3 separate regions of the Homo sapiens genome follow, and regions 1 and 3 are each linked to region 2. Evidence: chromatin contacts called from ENCODE Hi-C or POLR2A ChIA-PET data. All regions are on one chromosome and are shown on one strand. The core of a region is the stretch at or near the end of the contact, and the rest is flanking DNA. Distances in the headings are between cores, read along the strand shown.

Evidence for each region. Hi-C counts contacts between places; a loop is a spot of excess contacts on that map. ChIA-PET counts read pairs that join two places held with the same protein, here RNA polymerase II (POLR2A). Pooled maps may share reads with other maps.
Region 1: a loop to region 2 is called in a map with no recorded cell type, with 4 times the contacts of the local background. The contact joins two enhancer-like sites. A Hi-C loop is called at or near these places in 2 of 37 single-sample maps with no recorded cell type and 3 of 50 pooled maps. POLR2A ChIA-PET finds 5 or more read pairs at or near these places in 2 of 52 experiments (activated CD8-positive, alpha-beta memory T cell and activated naive CD4-positive, alpha-beta T cell).
Region 3: a map with no recorded cell type shows a loop between it and region 2 (7-fold over the local background). The contact joins two enhancer-like sites. A Hi-C loop is called at or near these places in 5 of 37 single-sample maps with no recorded cell type and 4 of 50 pooled maps. POLR2A ChIA-PET finds 5 or more read pairs at or near these places in 5 of 52 experiments (HepG2, OCI-LY7, activated CD4-positive, alpha-beta memory T cell and 2 more).

What each region holds. Positions count from the first base shown.
Region 1 is chrX:40,152,403-40,155,102 of GRCh38, reverse strand. It overlaps a transcript of BCOR not described here. Among named protein-coding and RNA genes, the nearest start is that of BCOR, 56 kb to the right of the region's middle. RefSeq lists a silencer at 1,268-1,317. Within about 2 kb of position 1,267, at least 24 of the 41 ENCODE cell types and tissues checked have a DNase peak (open chromatin) inside an H3K27ac peak, as active enhancers do.
Region 2 is chrX:39,935,634-39,938,333 of GRCh38, reverse strand. LOC105373180 (a long non-coding RNA gene) reads right to left here. Exons shown (of 5, transcript XR_949028.3): 2 at 1,655-1,740; 3 at 892-1,025; 4 at 466-484; 5 at 1-267. Among named protein-coding and RNA genes, the nearest start is that of LINC03053, 72 kb to the left of the region's middle. RefSeq lists an enhancer at 1,146-1,375. Within about 2 kb of position 1,318, at least 3 of the 41 ENCODE cell types and tissues checked have a DNase peak (open chromatin) inside an H3K27ac peak, as active enhancers do.
Region 3 is chrX:40,170,785-40,173,484 of GRCh38, reverse strand. It overlaps a transcript of BCOR not described here. Among named protein-coding and RNA genes, the nearest start is that of BCOR, 74 kb to the right of the region's middle. RefSeq lists silencers at 1,316-1,395, 1,416-1,475. Within about 2 kb of position 1,369, at least 31 of the 41 ENCODE cell types and tissues checked have a DNase peak (open chromatin) inside an H3K27ac peak, as active enhancers do.

The DNA of each region.
Region 1 (2,700 bases), core at 18-2,517, 220 kb before region 2:
CCTGGTTAAGCCCGCCCCGCCCCTCCCCCGACCCCCTCCCCTCCCGCAGCTACTCCCCCAGCCCCGGGCGCACTGCGGGCCGCGGCGGGCGCTCGGGCAGGCGGAGAGGACGCGCGCGCGCGTGCGTGTGTGTGTGTGCGCGCGTGTCCACGATTACCGGCCGACGGGTTAACCCTTTGCCGAGCAGCCGGTCCCTTTGAGGCCGGGTGCTGCCGGATTAATCTGCCATCTGCAAAAGAGGAATAACAGGGCCGTCTCCGCCGACTTTCCCTAATGGGTAAACTGTACCCTGTTAGCGTGACCCACGCTGCGTCCCTGCTGCTGCCAGGGAAAGATCCGGACCCTTGGCTCTTCTGCCGCGGCCCTGGGTCCCCTCCCTGCACTGCCCTTCCTCTGCACAGACACAGACACAAGGAACAGCACGAGGGGTCCAAAGGCTCCCAGGGGCTCGCGGTGCAGTGGACGTGGGTGTTCCCGGTGTTTTCTATTTTGGAAACTGGAGAAAGGTGGGGTGGGGGGGACGTAGAGAAAAGCCGAGGTGGGGGAGGGGAGGCTGGTGACAGGGCACCTCGGGCTTCGCTCGCTCCCTCTCTCGGGAGAGATCGCCAGCTGCTCTCCAACAGGCAGCGCCCTGAAATCTATTTAAAGAGAGGGAAAGGGGAGGAGAACAAAGGGGGAGGAGGGGGACGGCGAGCGGAGCCTGGGCGAGAGCGAGCGAGCAGGGAGGATCCGCCGCTCCGCGGGCACATCAAGCGCTCACATCTGTACACTCCGCGATCGATGGGGAGAATGGATAATATTTGTCAGCTGCAGACCTTTCTCTTCCCGGTTCCTGGGGAGGGGAGGGGGCGAGGAGGGGGAGGGGCGGGCAGGCCAGGCGAGAGAGGCCGCCTCAAGGACAGCGCGCTTCCCGCTGCAGCCACACGGAAACCCAGAGCCATGAAAGCCGGGGGATTTTTCTCTTATTATCATTATTAATTATTTTTTATTATTCCAGAGCAGCCAGCGAACGCTCGGTGGCGCCCCTCCCCCGCCGCCTCCCTTTGTTGATTCTCAGCTGCTAGAGCGGCGGGCCCGAGCCGCCACCGCCGCAGAGCACGATCTGCTCTTGCGCCCTCGGTCGCAGCTGCGGCCCAGGAAGCCGGGGCTGCGTCCCCGCCCCCTGCCCCCCACGGCGCGGCAGCCCTCGCACCCCCTCCTCGCCTCCCGCCACGAGGCCAGCCCTGCCTCTCCACTGCCTCTCGCTGCGGCTCCGAGTCCCCAACGCAGAGCAGAGGCACTGGCTGCTGCGGCCCCGAGCCTCCGGCCGCGCGGGGGCCTTTGCCACCCCCTAACCCCCGCGGCTGCACTCTGATGCCGCCGTCCTCACACATGGTCTTCATTTTGCACACTAGCGGCGTGCTTCCTCTCAGCTCCTCTCCTCGGGGCTTTTCGGAGCGAGGAGGGAGGTTTAGAGGAAGTTAGAAACCCAGCGAGCCCAGGGGAAAGGGGGAAAACCCTCGCTCTTAGTCTCAGCTTCCGAGGCAGAGGGAGCGCCCCGCGGGGGGTGGGGCAGAGTCTGGGTGCCCTCCCCTTCCTTGGATGCAGGAAAGGTTAAGTGAGGGGTGGCGGTCGGAGGAGCGACAGATTTGCTTTTGCTCATCCACATGCCTGCTCAGACCGGCCTGGGTATCACTGACCCGGCACTCTCGGAACGGCAGAACCCGGATGGGAGCAGATCCGCCAAGCGGTCATCAAACAAGACCAAAGACATTTCAGCTGTCCCCCACCCTCGGGCCTTGGGCGAGGGTGGGGGTGCCCCCTGGGTCTTTGCTTCCTCGCGCACCCCAAGGTTGGAAGGCCAAAGCCGACGCCTCACAGACCGGGGGTCCGGGCCCCCTCTCTAGGGCGGAGGTGTGCAGAAAGCTCTAGTGCGAGTTTACTTGCGGCCTGGCTACCCCCTCCCCCCGCCGCTGTCCTGCGATTCCGGGCCAGCCTGCGGCGGCGTCCCCGACTGCTCCGCGGTCCTGGGCAGGGCAGGAAGCTGGCACGGCCGACGGCTGGGCAGGCGCCACTTGGCCGGGCAGGCTGCTCGCTGGAACTCGCGCGGCACCTTCGCGCCGAATCGGGTTCCTGGGTCTCCAGCCCGGTCACCCTGAGCGGTTTCACCCCCCACTTTGACCATCGGCCTCCCGCGGAAGTCTCCCTGTCTCCTCCCGCCCTCTCGGCTTTTCCCTTCCTCATTCTGTCTCGGGAGCTCCTTAATGCAGTCAACCGCCTTTCCCGAGATTCAAAAAGAAGTTTTGTGTTTCCCCGGGGGCAGCCGCCTAATGCTTCCCTTGTTTTCCGGAACAAAGCAGACATTCAGTGAGGAGGGGGCAGGCGCTGACTCCCTCCCCTCCCCGCAGCACCCCGCACTCCTGCAGATTCAGAACGCTGGCTCCGGGGCCCGGGTGGCCTGGGGGTGGGGTGGGGACCCCCTTCCCCTAGGCTTGGCCACAAAAGCCTCGCCCGGTAGCCGGAGAGAAAGCGGCGTGGTGTTTGGGTGAGGTTCCCAGCCCGGGCGGGGAGGGCGTGCACGCGGCTGTTTACAGTGTGCCTGTGCTGCTGGAAGCTCACCCGCCGCCGCTTGACAGCGTGGGGCACCCGCTGGCTGCCAGCTCAGAGGAGATGCGCAGCGGCGAGCCCTCCAGCACTCCACCCGAGGCCTCCGCAGCGCCA
Region 2 (2,700 bases), core at 69-2,568:
GTGCAGATCAGGAAGCCAGGCTCTTGAGTAAAAAATAAGGCCTTTGCTGAAGCAGAGGAAATCAGAAAGACCACCTGATGGCAACGTTCTTGGAGGGAAGGGACCCCCAGAGGTGACATGCAGGTGGGAAGCACAAAAGTTGCCAGGCCGTGGGGGTCAGTGGGTGACTTGGCCAAAGATGCTACCCCTGGCTTCTTCGATGCTGCAGGGACCAGGCCTGTGTCCAGTTAGGCTGAGTTGAACCCTGTGACCATTTTGAAAAAAGGGCTGTGGACAGAGTAATAGAGAATGTGTTCTGGATACAGAAGCCAGGAAGTCATCTCAGCTTTGAGGAGGGCTGGCCAGGGGCCAGAGTTCAGGGGAGCGCTGGCCCTGGGCTTGCCGAGCATCCAAGCTCTCTAGGCCTGCCCTCGACCCCCCAAGCCCTTGTTCTCACCCCACCCCAATCCACCCGTGGCCCCTCACCTTCCATAGCTGCACACTCCTTATTGTTCAGGAACAAAGGCAGTTCAGATTTTTGAAAAAGAAGGAGAACAAATAAACTCCGCGGAACTCATCCTGCTTGTAAGTGAGCGGGTGGCTCTGGCCCCCGACTTGGGGAGTCATGCAGGCCCTGGTGGTGGTGTCGGGAGGTGGTGGGGGGGCGGGCCCTGGGACAGCTTAGCTGGAAGGGAGCGGGGGCAGGGAGGTGCAGCAAGATAGGAACCGTTGGTGATTTATGGCGCCAATAAGCACAATGGCTCAGTCTTGTGGTTTCCCCTTAAGATGTGTCTGAGCGCAGCCCCCTTGGAGCATCACCTATGTGTGCTGAGGTCAGGAGCCCAGCGTCTCTGCTCTCTGCCAATGGGTGCCCGCCCCACCCCCCGCTGGGGGCTCAGGGAGCGCCCCTACCTGGGTCTGAAGGGCGAGGGGAAGATGTACAGGCATGACGTGGAATGTGGCTTCAATCAGGAAGGTGCAGGGGGACGAGTTGGTGAGCAGAAAGGTCTGGCTTCCTCTTAGGGACAGAGCCCAGGATGCATAGACTGGGAGGGTATTTTGGAGAATCAGCCAGTGAGTAGATTACATTTTGGCGGCCGTCTTGCTGCTTTGAGCTTCAGCCAGCCTGCCCTGGATTGTCCCAGGCTAGAATTCTGGGGTGCTGGAGGTACCAACATTTGTTGAGTGTCTACTGTGTGCTGGGTGCTGGGCTAAACCCTGAACACTTCACTTCTGTTCTTTAAACTTTACAATGCCACCCTGCATAAGTATTACTATTAGTTTCATTTTTCAGATAAGGAAAGTGAAACCCAGAGAGCTCAAATAGCTTACCCAAAGTCCACGGCTAGTAGGAGGCAGAACTGGGATTCAAACCTAAATTTGTCCAAATCTAGAACCTTTGCTTTTAAATGCCACACCTGAGGGATCTCAAGTTACCTTAAGAACCAAGGAGCCCTAGTATGCTTCAATGCTTAAGGGTTGAGTTTGCTAAGGGGCAGGCCTGGCAGAGGTGGTGGGGTGGGGTGGGGGACAAAGAGGACACGGAAGCAGGTCTCCAGAAGCCCTCCAAAGTGAACCTAGACTACTCTCTAAACAGCAGACTGTTTCCAAAGCCTGTGCAGTCTGGGGTCCACTATGACCAACTGATCTGCTGGTAGGCAACTGGCACACTCACCTTGAAGACTAAGACATTTTTCTTTCTGAAAGTTTGACTTCAGGACTAACTCCATCTGGCCTGTTGGCTTCCAGTGCTGTTCCTGACTGCAGAGAGAGAGAGAGAGAGAGAGAGAGAGAGAGAGAGAGAGAGAATGCAACGTTGACTTGTAAGCTAGTGGATGTCAAAGTTCTGGCTTCCCACCGTGGACTTCAGCCTTGGCCGCTTTCAGTTGTCGGGGTCACTCAGAAGCTCATCTTTGTTTGGCCATTTGTTGGGCTAAGAGTGACCAGGCAGATGGTTCTCCTGGGCACAGGTGGCTGTCCTGCCCCTTTCCCCTCCCTCACCCTCCAGCAGGCTCCTGTGTGTCTTACCCCTCCCTCTGCAGCCAGGCACTGAGCAGGGATGTTTCCCTCTCCTCTAGGAGCTCAGATGCTGGAAACAGCATTACCTTCGCTTGAGGGAAACGCGGAACCAGCCCGAACGGAAATGTTGTCAAGAATCCCAGTGCCCATTACTTCCCTTCTGCTAGTGCCACTTTAACAGCTTGAGCCTTCCCCTGTGGGCTTGCTGGGGCAGGTCAGGAGAGTCTCCTGCCAGTGCTGGGCCACCGGCTTCTGGCAGGCTGGAGAGACCTGGCCCCTCAGGCAGGCTGCACGGCCGCCCAAGAAGGCTGTTCCTTGGCTGCCTGGGCCCCTCCAGGCAGTACCAGCACACTCTCCGGTGGCCCGAGCGAGGTCCTCTGTGTGTGGGGAGGTACAGGCAGGCCCTGCTGACTGCAGGCCCCTTTTTTGCCATTCACCGGCTGCTTTCTGCACCCCAGGTCGACGACGCCGGGCAAAACCTTGGCAAGATGGCACTGGGGGGTGGAGGGTTGTACAGCCACAGGTTCTTCCTGGGAGGGCCTGGCTGGAGGTGAGTCACTGAACCCCCTGCAGTTGAGTCCATTCCTCTCGGAGAGCTTAGTGATGTCCTCACAGTCAGTGGCCTCCAGGCTTCTGGGAGGGAAAGAGCCGTGGAAGAGGCTGCCTGCCTCCTGGTGATGGCTCAGAGAAGGGGCGCTCCCC
Region 3 (2,700 bases), core at 120-2,619, 240 kb before region 2:
ACTTCCAGGAACTTTAACCCGGAACTTTGTACTCCCTACCCATCCAAAGGGAGTGCCAGATCATAGTAACAAACACACGTAGCATTGTACTGGAGGCAGCGTTCTAAGCACCTTATGTATGGAGGCATGTTATCCTCAGAACAACCCTACGAGGTAGATAATAGTATTGGTCTTATTTTACAGATGAGGACTCCGAGGTTTCGAACTGTTAAGCGGTTTGCCCAAAGCCGCACAGCTTGGGATAATAGGGCCTGGATTGACCAGAGGGAGAGATAGGGCCTGGATTGACCAGAGAGAGAAATAGGGCTGTGTTGCCTCTCTAGCGTTTTGTAATGAAAGTGATCTGTTTGGGGGTTGTTTCGAGAGGACTGCCTGGACCCCAACCTTCCAAAGGAAAATATGAAGAGACTAGAAGGCCCAACATTTGGCCTTTATTTTGCAAAAGAAAGTTCTGGAGAGTCGTACAGAGGCATCTTACTGTGGCTCCTCCGCGGCAAGGAAGGGGTCAGGGAAGGCAATGCAAAGGCCCCCCTGGCCCACCTAGCTGCATAGCATCCGGCGGTCACGTCCGCCGGAGGTGACTGGGGACTGGGGACAGCCGATTGCCGAGGAACTCCTTATCGCCCAGTGTCAGTGCTCCCGGGTGCCGGAGCTAAACGTCCGCCTGCGGGGGCGGCTAGTTCACACCAGTCCCCTGGCTCCCGACGCGCCCCCGGGCTTCTCCCGCGGAGCTGGCTAGATGCCCGGCGGCGGCTCCGAAGCTCCGGGCTCCCCGCCGCTTGTCCCGCCAGCCCGAGGCATGGAGCCCCACGGCCCAGGACTGGAGAGCCCAGTTCGTCAGTCCAGGTTGGGACTGCTGGTTCCGGGTTGCTCACGATCACTCTCCCCTCAACACCCGTCCGGCCAGGGCGCGCGCGCAGACACATAAACACACACGGCTTCCAAGCGCGCAGCCCGCCTCCCGGGCCTCCGCTTTTCCTTCCTCCTCCCCGCTCGGGCGCTTCGGAAGCCCGTGGCGGTTGTGTGCTGCGCCAGGGAAGAGTCCGGGTCGGGGAGACCGCGCTGCCCTCTTTCCCCCCAAGGTCTGCGCGCACGCTAGTATCCTTAGGAAGCACAGTCAGGCTTGTGGGTTCCCATCTTCCCGGGAAATGACGGCTGCTGGCGAGGACCTGTTCGCTCCGTGTTTCGCAATGGCCCGGGGATCAGAGGAGAGGACCGGGCGGTGGGGCCTGCGCGTGGATGAGGGTGGCGGTAAATCCCCTCTCCCGCGAAGGTGGCTGAGCCTCCGGCCACCGCTAGTAGTAGTCTACCCTGCTCGTCTTGCATTGGCCGCAGCTTGACTCCCCTGCGTGCCGCGGGTCGGTGTGGGTGTCCCCACTCCCTCAAGCCTTTACTTTCAGCTCGCGAAACCCCATGGATCCGCGGCTGGGCTGGGCAGCGCAGACGCCCAGCTGCCCTCGCCAACCCCAGGCCCAGAGGGGGCCAGGCTGGCCTGGGGGCTGGGCGGCCCGGCTGCACTTGCCGGCGTTGAGAGAGGCTCTGTGAGCCGGAGCCGGCCGCCGAGCCGAGGGAGAGAGCGCATCAGCCCGCGCGCCTTAAGGCAGAACACACGCCTTTCCCGGAACCTTGAAACCCAGGGGAGCCGCTGCCATCTTCGCGTGACGAGCAGCGAGACGCCGGTGATTAAGTGTTTCTTTCCGGCTCCCTCTCCGGGTTGCGGCTCTCCTCCTTTCCACAGGGCTGGAAGAATAAAAACCTGGGGAAAAACCACACACAACTGCGCTCTGGTCTCGCTCGCCATGTCCGCACTGGTTTCTTAGGGTGCGCCCACGCGGGGCACCCCCTGCTCCCCTACTCCACGCCTGGCCGGGGTCGAGGGCTGCGTGCCTCGGTTTCCATCCGCTCTAGCGCAAATCTCGGAGTTTAATGGGGAGGGGGCACACATTGCTGAAGCCACCCGACCCCCATTCTCCTTACGCCCCCCCCCCATGGGGATTAAACCTAAACACATGAATCCCCCACCCATACCCGGGACTAATCCAGCCGCGCCTCCTGGGATTAACTCGGCTCACAGGTCCATAAAACACTTCCGGCGCGGCCAGAGGGTCTGTCTGCAGAAACACTTTAAAATTGTCCTCCCGGGCCTGGAGTCGGAATTGACTGGGTGGAGGGAAGTGAGTAAACAGACAGTTGTAAGAGACAATCCGTGAGGTTTGCAGGCTGTGAAAAGAGCTGCTTAAAATATGGGCTGTCGGGGTTGCCTCCAGCAGGAGGGTGGCCCGGGTCCTAGCAGACAGATCCAAGAAAAGGATGCAATATATTCTAAATGACATTGACCTGGAGGAAGGAGGGTGTAGGCAGGAGCAGGCTGGCTTCACATGGCTTCTGGCTCCAGTTCAGTGAGGAAGACTAGCTTCCAGAAATTTGTGGGGGCGAGTGGCCAGTCTCTTCATGTGTAAAATCAGAACAGTAACACCTACTCTGTCCCCCTCGGATGGGTTTCTGAGGACCAAAATGTGAAGGCACTTTGTAAATGCGGCTCAACCCTTCTGCTTCACTGTGGTTAATGTTCAGTCTCTCTTAGGTAGAAAAACCAGTGACTTGCTGATTAGAAAACAAAGTAGAAATCAGCCCTTTCTCAAATCTACGCAACAATGTTCGAGATAAAGGGAACCCAAAAGCAACCTAATATTTTGAACC